Regions from separate parts of the Homo sapiens genome. Here region 1 is linked to region 2. Evidence: chromatin contacts called from ENCODE Hi-C or POLR2A ChIA-PET data. All regions are on one chromosome and are shown on one strand. Each heading gives the region's core, a stretch centred on a gene start or an enhancer-like site at or near the end of the contact. The rest is flanking DNA. Distances are from core to core; before and after follow the strand shown.

Region 1 (5,113 bases), core at 253-2,752, 41 kb before region 2:
TAATATTGGGCTAACAATTAAGTCTAGGGAAAATCAATGCTCGGACGTCAGAACCAGAAATGAAATATATGTTCAGTAAGTGCCTTGCACAGGCTTCTCCTAAAACCTGGAGCACGTCAAGATAATGGAGACAGCCTTACATTCCTTGTACCAGGATCTGTCTCGGGTTGACATCTGGGGCGAGTCAAGGTAACATAGACAGTCCTTGAAACGATTTATTTTAAGGAGGAGGGTCTGGAGCAACTCTTAGGACCAAACCGTAGGTAAGATAAAGTAGAAGTAATTGCTCTGGTGCCAGGATCCTCCTTAAGTAAATTTAGGAGACATTTCTTAATCACCCTGGTACGAGGACCCTCACGGATTAGGTAGATTTAGAGGGCATTTTTGGCCTCTGACCTTCTAGTTGAAGCAAAATTAATTACTGATAAACTTAGGCAAATGTGATACTGCACGTAGGCATGTAGTCCAAACATGTATGAGCATGGGAAGAATTGTAATACCTTGAGTTGGTCTGGCGAATAATCTCTGATCTTCTCCCTGTATCCAGTTACAGAAATAAACTCCCTTCTTTCCCAGTCCATCTGCATCTCATTATTGGGCTGTGAGAACATACAGCCAGGCCTGGTTCGGTTCGGGAACATCTCCACCAAAATTTTTTTTTTTAATTAGCTGAGTGTGGTGGTGCTAGCCTGTGGTCCCAGCTACACAAGAGGCTAAGGCGGGAGGATAGCTTGAACCCTGGAGGTCGAAGCTGCTGTGAGCCATGATCATGTCACTGCACTCCAGCCTGGGTGACAGAGCCTAAAAGCAGGGCATAAATTTCCCATTGAGGAAGGTGCTTCCCCACCCACCCAGTACCAGGGAGAGAAGAGTGATTTTTACCAAAGATGGGAATTAACACCAAGATGAATTTGCATAAACAGATCTTTCTAAAATAGCCCTTATCTTCCATTAATTCCCCCATGTTTCCTACTCAGTGCCCCACAATTAGTTCCTTGAAGCTCAAACCCTCTTTCCTTTGTTAAAAAGGTACATAAAACCGCAAGTCTAACTACTTCTTTCCTGAGAACTCTTTTGCATGCAAATATTAATAAAAATGGTGTGCCTTTTCTCCTGTTACTATGTCTTTTATTAGTTTAATTTGCAGGCCCTCAGTTACAAAACATAAGAGGGTTGAGGAAAATTTTTCCTCTCTGACATGTTTCAGTTAAAAAGGAACCAGCCTGACCAACATGGTGAAACCCCGTCTCTACTAAAAATACAGAAATTAGCCCGGTGTGGTGGTGCATGCCTGTAATCCCAGCTACTCAGGAGGCTGAGGCAGGAGAATCGCCTGAACCCAGGAGGAGGAGAATCGCCTGAACCCAGGAGGCAGAGGTTGCAGTGAGCTGAGATCCTGCCACCGCACTCCAGCCTGGGCAACAAGAGCGAAACTCCGTCTCAAAACAAAACAAAACAAAACCAGCTGAAGAAGTTCCTTTGATTAACAGCACAGCACGGAAATGTTAGCTCTCCTTAGCCAAACCTTGAAAGATACTCTTATTTAATCACAGTTTTAAATGTTAGCTTGCTTACCTTAAAAAAAAAAAAAAGCCAGAAGTCAGATATTCATGATGTGAGATAAAATTCTTAAGTGTGGAGGGAACAAAAACTACAACCTTTTGTAAAAGTCACAAAAGGCCAATCTATTGTATCACATATCCTCAAAGAAGAGTCAGGGCATGCTGAAACATGCTGTGTTTTGTTTTTACTAACATTTTCCTTATTACAAAAATGTTACATTCTCATTAGATAAGAATACTTAAAAAAATAAAATATTATCAATATAATTAATGCACTGGTGTTTTTCCTCCTATAACTTTTCTGTGCATAGTTTTCCCTTTCTTTAATTACATGTTATAATGTAATCCTTATAAACATAATTTTAATGATTGAATATGTTTCCAAGGAAAAGAAATATAGTTTACTAAACCATTTCTCTAGTCGTGGACAAAGAGTTGATGGAGACATTTATTGTGTGTGTGCTTTTACATTGACATTTTAAAAACAAGAACTTCTGAAAAATACAAAAGTACAAAAAGTTGCAAAAATTCAATTTCCTACTTTCCTCCCCAGAAATAACCACTGTTTAATTTTATTTTGTGCATATCTTTCCAGACCTTTGTCTTTGAACATACATTCATATTGAAAGGCAAAATCCTTACACAAATTTGCTAAATTAGTTATAAGATTGCTTAACTTTCTCAGGGCAATAAAGACCTGGAACATTTGGAATTAATGTCTCTATCAGGTGGCAAAAGCATCCTAACAATGTATCAATGTTTACAGATTAATTTCTAATCTTATAGAGCAGTAGTGCAGTAGTTTTTCTGTACCTTCGTCAGATGTTGGTTCTTGTCGGCTCTTCATATTTGTGGGTTTTACATTTGAGGATTCAACCAACTGCAGATCAAAATATTTTTAAAAAAGTAGTTGGGGGCGGTGGCTCACGCCTGTGATCCCAGAACTTTGGGAGAACAAGATGGGGGAGGATCATTTGAGCCCAGGAGATTGAGACCAGCCTGAGTACATGGGGAGACTCCATGTCTACAGAAAATAAAAAAATTAGCCAGGCACTGTGGTGTGTGCCTGTGGGACACAGCTACTTGGGAGGTTGTGGTGGGAGGGTCGCTTGAGCCTGAGCAGTTAAGGCTGCAGTGAGCCGGGATCATGCCACTGCAAAACTGCACTCCAGCCTGGGTGACAGAGCAAGACCCTGTCTCAAAAAAACAAAAAACAGGCTAGGCGAGGTGGCTCATGCCTGTGATCCCAGCACTTCGGGAGGCTGAGGCGGGCAGATCACCTGAGGTCGGGAGTTCGAGACCAGCCTGACCAACATGGGGAAACCCTGTCTCTACTGAAAATACAAAAAATTGGCGGGGTGCAGTGGCTCACGCCTGTAATCCCAGCATTTTGGGAGGCCGAGGTGGGTGGATCACGAGGTCAGGAGTTCGAGACCAGACTGGCCAATATGGTGAAACCCTGTCTCTACTAAAAATACAAAAATTAGTCGGGCGTGGTGGCACTCGCCTGTAGTCCCAGCTACTCGGGAGGCTGAGGCAGAAGAATCACTTGAACCTGGGAGGCAGAGGTTGCAGTGAGCCGAGATTGTGCTACTGCACTCCTGCCTGGGCAACAAGAGCAAAACTGTCTCAAAAAAACCAAAAACAAAACAAAAAAAGAGGCCTAGCACAGTGGTGTGGAGTTCCAGCTACTCAGAAGGCTGAGGTGGGAGGATTGCTTGAGCCCAGGAGTTTGAGGCTGCAGTGAGCTATGATTGTGCCACTGCACTCCAGCCTGGGCAACAGACTGAGACCCCGTCTTTTTTTTTTTTTTTTTTTTCAGATGGAGTCTCGCACTGTGGCCCAGGCTGGAGTGCAGTGGTGCGATCTCGGCTCACTGCAAGCTCCGCCTCCCGGGTTCACGCCGTTCTCCTGCCTCAGCCTCCCGGTAGCTGAGACTACAGGCGCCTGCTACCACGCCCGGCTAATTTTTTGTATTTTTAGTAGAGACGGGGTTTCACCGTGTTAGTCAGGATGGTCTTAATCTCCTGACCCCGTGATCTGCCCACCTCGGCCTCCCAAAGTGCTGGGATTACAGGCATGATCCACCGTGCCTGGCCGAAACAGTTTATTAACATGTGCCGCCTGTATACACGCCTGACCCTGTCTCTTAAAAAAAAAAAAGATTGCTTCTGTACTGAACATGTACAGACTATTTTTTCTTGTCACTAGTCCCTAAACAATACAGAATTACAACTATTTACATAGCATTTACATTGTATTATGTATTATAAGTAATCTAGAGATGATTTAAAGTGTGTAGGAGGATGTGAGTAGGTCATATGCAAATACTATGTAATTTTACATAAGAGACTTAAGCATCCGTGGATTTTGGTAACTGAGGGTGGATCCTAGAACCAATCCCACATGGATACTTATCATTTCTTACGAGTGTGACATTCGGGCAAGTGGACTTGGAAAATGATCTGGCATGGTATCAAAAATCAAGCAATTGGCTGGGCGCGGTGGCTCACGCCTGTAATCCCAGCACTTTGGGAGGCCGAGGCAGGTGGATCTCGAGGTCAGGAGATCGAGATCATCCTGGCTAACACCATGAAACCCTGTCTCTACTAAAAATACAAAAAATTAGCTGGGCGTGGTGGCAGGCACCTGTAGTCCCAGCTACTCGGGAAGCTGAGGCAGGAGAATGGCATGAACCCGGGAGGCGGAGTTTGCAGTGAGCTGAGATCGCGCCACTGTACTCTAGCCTGGGCGACAGAGTGAGACTCTATCTCAAAAAAAAAAAAAAAAAAAAAAATCAAGCAATTATCATTTACCTCTTTACAGAATTGGTATACATTTTCTTTAAATATACATAGAGTATACATATTTAAGGTATATATTTATACACACATACCTTCTCACTTGGAAGTTATGAAAGTATTTTCTAAAATTTTTTTTCTGTTAGCTTTATATCTTTATTTGGCTTAAAATTTTTAAATCCCCCCTGCCCTGCCACCAAAAGTATTTATTATTTGATATGATGTAAGGATTTTTATTTTTCTTGAAAACAAACAAAACAGCACCTGTTGAATAGTTCATCTTTCCCCACAATTTGAAAGGAAACTTTAGGTTGCTATATAGTATACATATGCACTTGAGTCTATTTCTGGACCTTATTCTTTTTCAGTGGCCAATTTGTCCCTGCTTAAATATGACAATGTTATTTTTTCTTCTTTTTTTGAGACAGAGTCTCACTATGTTGCCCAGGCTGGTCTCACAATCCTGGGCTCAAGCCAGTCTCCTCCCCCAACCTCCCAAAGTGCTGGTATTGTAGGCATGTGCCACCACGCCTGGCCAACAATGTTTTGATAGCTTTATATTTTGATATCTGGGACAGCATGTCTCCCATATTTATCCCTGTACTCAAAATATGTGATGTATGTTAATCAACTCTTCATGTTTTTATTAATAATTTATATTATTTTTAACTGGTAGAATCTAGGCATGGTCAAAAGAATAAAAGGAAAAATTAATCACACTCCCAATTCTGCATCTCAGCCATCCAGTTT
Region 2 (5,745 bases), core at 697-3,196:
CCACCGTTCATTCTGAGACTAGAGAAGTAACCACTGAATGGCTCCATCACGCCATTGGACACACTGGGAAACTGACTCTGGTCAAGGTTCCATCTATCACCTGGGTTCTGTAAACTTCTACTCTGAGTGGTGGACTATGCTGGATTTGTTGTTGTTGCGTTTGTTTCATTTCATCTTACTTTATTTTGTGTCTCCATGGATTAGCATCAGTTCAGAGCCAAAATCAATTAGCCCCCCCCTCCACCAAAAAAAATATTTACCTGTCTCCAGTTTATAGTCACACTGGGAAATGGCCCTACTTATTTCTGGGGAATGTTTTACTGAAGATCCACAAAACACACCTGTGGTCACATTGCAGTGTGCTTTCGGGCTCCAAGTCTGAACTAGCTTAGTTTGAGAAACTGGCTAAGAGTGTGTGAATTCCCACTACAGTGACTTAAACTAGGTTTCTGCCCACTAGACCTAGAATCATTGCCTGGATATGTGAAGAAGTACTTTGGGCTGCCCTTGTATTTAATTCCTACAGTCTTATGACTGATTACACGATGTTACATATCCCGAAAGTTCATACCCTGTGATCGTACACACTTCATCCCTGTGGGTTACTCTGGTAATTGTACTCACCTTGTGTTATGCAATTTGTGTTCCCCCAAAATCCGTAAGTTGAAACCCTAACCGCCAATGGGATGGTATTAGGAAGTGGGGTCTTTGGGAAATAATTAGGTATAGATGAGCTCATGAGGGTGGAGCTCCTGCTATAGGATTAGTGTCCTTAGAGAAGAGAAAGAGAAGAGCTCTCACTCTCTTTGCCATGTGAGAAGACAGCCATCTGTGAACCAGGAGGCAAGCCTTTACTGCAAACCAGCCATGCTGGCACCCTAATCTCAGGACTTCCAGTCTCCAGAACTTGAGCAATAAATGTTCGTTGTTTAAGTACCCATCTATGGTATTCTGACTGACTAAACCCAAACTGACTAAGACACCTTGTCACTGCAAGCTAAGGATTGCAACTGGCCTCTACCACTCCTGGATCCTTTATTCCAGCTGAGATCAGGAAATTCAATTCCATGGCAACATCCTTTGCCACCATCTCCTGCTGGCAAAGAACAGCTGCAACACAGTTTTATAAGAATGCTCAAGTCTCCTTACTGTTGCATCTGTAATGCCTGGGTATAGGGGACGTCCTCCAGGCTCTTCCAGGGATGACTGTCTTTCAGAGTGGCAGGGCAGGCTGTTCATAACAGATTCATGCATCATTCTTGTTTCCCTGGGCCTTTAGACTCCTTCCTCTACTTGTATACAATGTTCATAACAGCATTATTCATAATAGTCAAAAAGTGGAAACAACCCAACATGTGTTCATTGGCACCATCCTAAGGCTTAGTGTTCATCTGCCCTTTATTTAAGATGAAGAGGTTTTCCTTGCACATCCATTTATTCGCCCTGTTACCGAAATGCCAGGGGTTCTGTCTAGGTACTGCTGCTTGATCACTGAGACAATGGGTATTGCCAGGGAAGAAGGCTTTAGTTGGGTGCTGCAGCTGAGGAGATGGGAGATGAGTTCTAGATCAGTCCCAAATCCATCTCCCTGACTGATTAAAATTAAGGGTTTGTATAACAGAAAAGAAATGTAACCATTTTTGGGAAAACAAGAATTAGGGAGGGGTAAAGGGGAGGAGTTGGTCAACAAGAAGCAGGTGGTTGCTTAGGCAATCATGATGGGTGAGGGGTCTGGCTCCTCATTGTCCAGATGCAGTGATCTGGTAAGTTTCAGTTCCTTGATAATATCTGGGAGGCCTGATGGTTGGCTTCATGAGGAAGGAACTCAGATTAAGACAAATGTAACTTTCTCAAGTTTTAAGACTGGGAGGGTCAGTTTTCTTTCAGTTTCTTTCTTTTATTCAAAAGAAACCACAAATACCAGTTCTATCAGACAGTTGGGCCATTTTCAACTCAAGGCATCTGAGTTCCTCCTCATCAAGGTAGGGTGACTTTAAATGTCTACAAAGGTGGGATGTGGATTGTCCTCAGATTCTGTGTTTGTTTATAGGGGTGTGTGAAAAATTTCCCCTATCATTCAGCCTTCATGATGGAAGATCTTTTTCTCCTTTCTTCTTCCTTTAAGTCTCTATTTCCTTTCACTTTCCCCTGCAATCAAGCTGCTTGTTCTTCTATCTCCTTCCTATTCCCAGCTGTGATTTTATCTAGTCTTTGTGAATTAAGAAACTGGTTTAAGAAACTGGTTTCTAAGCATGCATTTTAATCATTTCAAGTCACAGTCAAGTTAGCAATTCTTGAACTTTTTTTCTGCAACATTGTGGCCTGGGGAAGGCGGGAAAGGAGCTTTTGGGGGATCATTAAGAGAGCAAAGCACAAAGGTATACAGCAAATATAAGCAAATGTATACTTCAGGCCCTAACCATGCCACGTTATAACAGAAACACTTTTCTCCAGGACTCTTGTTGGCATCACCCCTTAGGATCCAGATATGCTGGAGAAGATACAAATCATTCTGACTTAAAGAATCTTCAAATCAGTAAATATTTTTTGAGGATCATTGCCATACCATGTACCATGCAAAATGCCAGGAATACAGCAGTTAAACACAAACACACATGGTTCCTGAATTTGTGGACCATGTTTTTATGAACCTCATAGTACCGGCTAGAATTGTGAAATCATTGTAGGCACCATCTCTACTGCAGAGAAGAAAACTTTTGCATATATTGGAGAACTGAGCCTCTAGTCATATTTCAATATTGTCTCCAAGTCCCTTTTAATTCAAGGCCTTCTTCATTACAATCCACATCCTGGAATAGAAACTTAGACTAGTTGATAGCGTACAAGAGTTGACAAGGCAGAGGAGATGCTCAGAGATAGAAAAGGAGGCTTGTCAGAGTTTCCAAGCTAACTACATTGTATATCTCAGATGAGAGAAAAAGGGTTTCTCTCGTTAATTAAGAAATTCCTTTGGAGATTAATGAGGACAGAATGCAGGATGTACAAGAGAATATTCTCAAACCAAACAGCTTTTAACCTGGGAGAATAAAGAGACCCAAAGGGCTAGTCTTTGTCTAGAGCAGAGAAAACACAGAAGAAAATTTAAAAATATTCCTCCATTCCAATATTTGTATAATCTTGAGGAAAAGGCCTTTTTAAGCAAAAGACAAAATCTTTAATCCAGAGGATATAGAAGAAGAAAAAGATTTATGTTTGGCTACATAAAAATTAAAAACAGCATAGTAAAACATGTGACTAAAATGTTAAAAAGCAAAGAGCATTCTGGGGAAAAATATTTGCAACACTTAAGATTGGCACATATATTTCTTACAAGTAATAAGTCCAACAACTTAATAGGAAAATTGGCATTCTACTGACACTCGTTTGAATTTGGGAAAAAAGTTTTTTTAAAAAGAAAATTGGCAAAAGATATAAACCTACTGTTAAAATAAAAATAAATATTAAATAGCATGCATTAAATACTAAACAAAATAAATATGGCATATAAACAAATGAGAAGATGTTCAACTGCATTCATAATTAAGGAAATGCAAATTAAAATAGCAGAAAACCATTTTAACTTAGATGGATAAATCTCCATGGTGCTGGGGAATTTGCTGGAAAATAGACATACTTGGAACTATAAATCTTTGTAGCTGCATTGGTGGGCAATTTGGCATTTTTTTTTTTTATACTTTAAGTTCTGGGATACATGTGCTGAACGTGCAGGTTTGTTACATAGGTATACATGTGCCATGGTGGTTTGCTGCACCCAACAACCCGTCATCTAGGTTTTAAGCCCCGCATGCATTAGGTATTTGTCCTAATGCTCTCCTTCCCCTTGCCCCCCACCCCCTGACAGGCTCCAGGGTGTGATGTTCCCCTCCCTGTGTTCTTGTGTTCTCATTGTTCAACTCCCACTTATGAGTGAGAATATGCGGTGTTTAGTTTTCCGTTCCTGTGTTAGTTCGCTGAGAATGATGGTTTCCAGCTTCATCCATGTCCCTGCAAAGGACATTGAACTCATTCTTTTTTATGGCTGCATAGTATTTCAAAATGTAAAACACAATATTCTTTACATCAGTCATTTCCTGTTTGCTTTCCAACCCATTCCCTACCCTTCTGCTCTGCTCTGTCCCACAGAGGCTGAGCCCTGCAAACTACAGTTCCTAAGCCCCTTTGCTAACTGGCTTTTATTTAGAATCAGCCAATGGAAAGTGCTGGCAGGAGACTGAAGGGTGAATAATTGAATGGGAGAGCCAGCATATTTCTTTCCCCTTTCTGCATCTGGGGGTCTTCCCAGCAGCGGCTGCATCTGTCTCATATATGACCCAGCTCCCACCAGGCAGGACAGCCCTTCCCACCCAGCTTCTAGCCTCTGGTCACACCGGCTCCTCAATTTGTCCCTCTAGCCCTTGGTGGTTTTATCTTGTTGCTGATCTTTTTTTTTTTTTTTTGAGTGGGGGACACTGTTTCATTCTTGTTGCCCAGGCTGGAGTGTAATGGCGCCATCTTGGCTCACCACAACCACCACCTACTGGGTTCAAACGATTCTCCTGCCTCAGCCTCCTGAGTAGTTGGGATTACAGGCCTGTGCCACCACACTCGGCTAATTTTGTATTTTGGGTTTTTTTTTTGTTTTTTTTTTGTGAGACGGAGTCTCGCTCTGTCACCCAGACTGGAGTGCAGTGGCGTGATCTCGGCTTACTGCAAGCTCCGACTCCCAGGTTCACACCATTCTCCTGCCTCAGCCTCCCAAGTAGCTGGGACTACAGGCGCCCGCCACCACGCCCGGCTAATTTTTGTGTATTGTTTTTAGTAGAGATGGGGTTTCACTGTGTTAGCCAGGACGGTCTCGATCTCCTGATCTCATGATCCGCCCACCTCGGCCTCCCAAAATGCTGGGATTGCAGGCGTGAGCCACTGCGCCCGGCCTAATTTTATTTTTTGTACAGATGAGGTCTCACTTTGCTGCCTAGGCTGGCCTCGAACTTCTAGCCACAAGTGATCCTCCCGTTTCAGCTTCCCAAAGTGTGGGGATTATAGGTGTGAGCCACCTCACCTGGTCCAACCATTTTATTTATAATAATTTTTCCTTCATTCTTAGCTGTGTGAGCGTCTGCAGGCAAATACCTCAGCACAAGGATACTCAGTGAAGCATTGCTTTTAAGGGAAAATGCACAGAAACAATCTAGGTATTTATTGATTGGTGATTCATACAATGGAATACTATACAGCAAATTAAAGGAACGAGGTAGATTTATATACGTGGAAAGATAGGCAAGATATTGTTAAGTGAGAAAAGCAAGATGCCAAACAGCATGTACAGTATGAGTTAAAAAAAAAAAAATACACATAGGCCGGGCGTGGTGGCTCACGCCTGTAATCCCAGCACTTTGGGAGGCTGAGGTGGGCAGATCTTGAGGTAAGGAGGTGAGGAGATTTGAGACCATCCGGGCTAACATGGTGAAACCCTGTCTCTACTAAAAATACAAAAAATTAGCTGGGCATGGTGGCATGAGCCTGTAGTCCCAGCTACTCGGGAGGCCGAGGCAGGAGAATCGCTTCAACCCAGGAGGCAGAGGTTGCAGGGAGCTGAGATTGCGCCACTGTACTACAGCCTGGGTGACAGAGCGAGACGCCATCTCAAATTAAAAAACAACAACAAACAAAACAAAACAGCACAGCCAGGCGCAGTGGCTCACATCTCTAATCCCAGCACTTTGGGAGGCCAAGGTGAGCAGA

The links. A loop is a pair of places that touch in the nucleus more often than their neighbours do. ChIA-PET counts read pairs that join two places held with the same protein, here RNA polymerase II (POLR2A). Pooled maps may share reads with other maps.
Region 1: a map of B cell shows a loop between it and region 2 (2.4-fold over the local background). The contact joins the enhancer-like site here to the promoter of LINC02422 in region 2. A Hi-C loop is called at or near these places in 7 of 168 maps with a recorded cell type or tissue (B cell, CD4-positive, alpha-beta T cell, CD4-positive, alpha-beta memory T cell and 3 more), 8 of 37 single-sample maps with no recorded cell type and 16 of 50 pooled maps. POLR2A ChIA-PET finds 5 or more read pairs at or near these places in 21 of 52 experiments (A549, B cell, CD4-positive, alpha-beta T cell and 16 more).

The regions. Positions count from the first base shown.
Region 1 is chr12:31,925,025-31,930,137 of GRCh38, reverse strand. No RefSeq gene overlaps it. Among named protein-coding and RNA genes, the nearest start is that of RESF1, 32 kb to the left of the region's middle. Within about 2 kb of position 1,502, at least 3 of the 41 ENCODE cell types and tissues checked have a DNase peak (open chromatin) inside an H3K27ac peak, as active enhancers do; they include CD4-positive, alpha-beta T cell and CD8-positive, alpha-beta T cell, where a contact is called at or near this core.
Region 2 is chr12:31,883,404-31,889,148 of GRCh38, reverse strand. It overlaps LINC02422 (long intergenic non-protein coding RNA 2422), which reads left to right and starts at 1,946. Exons shown (of 2, transcript NR_135029.1): 1 at 1,946-1,982.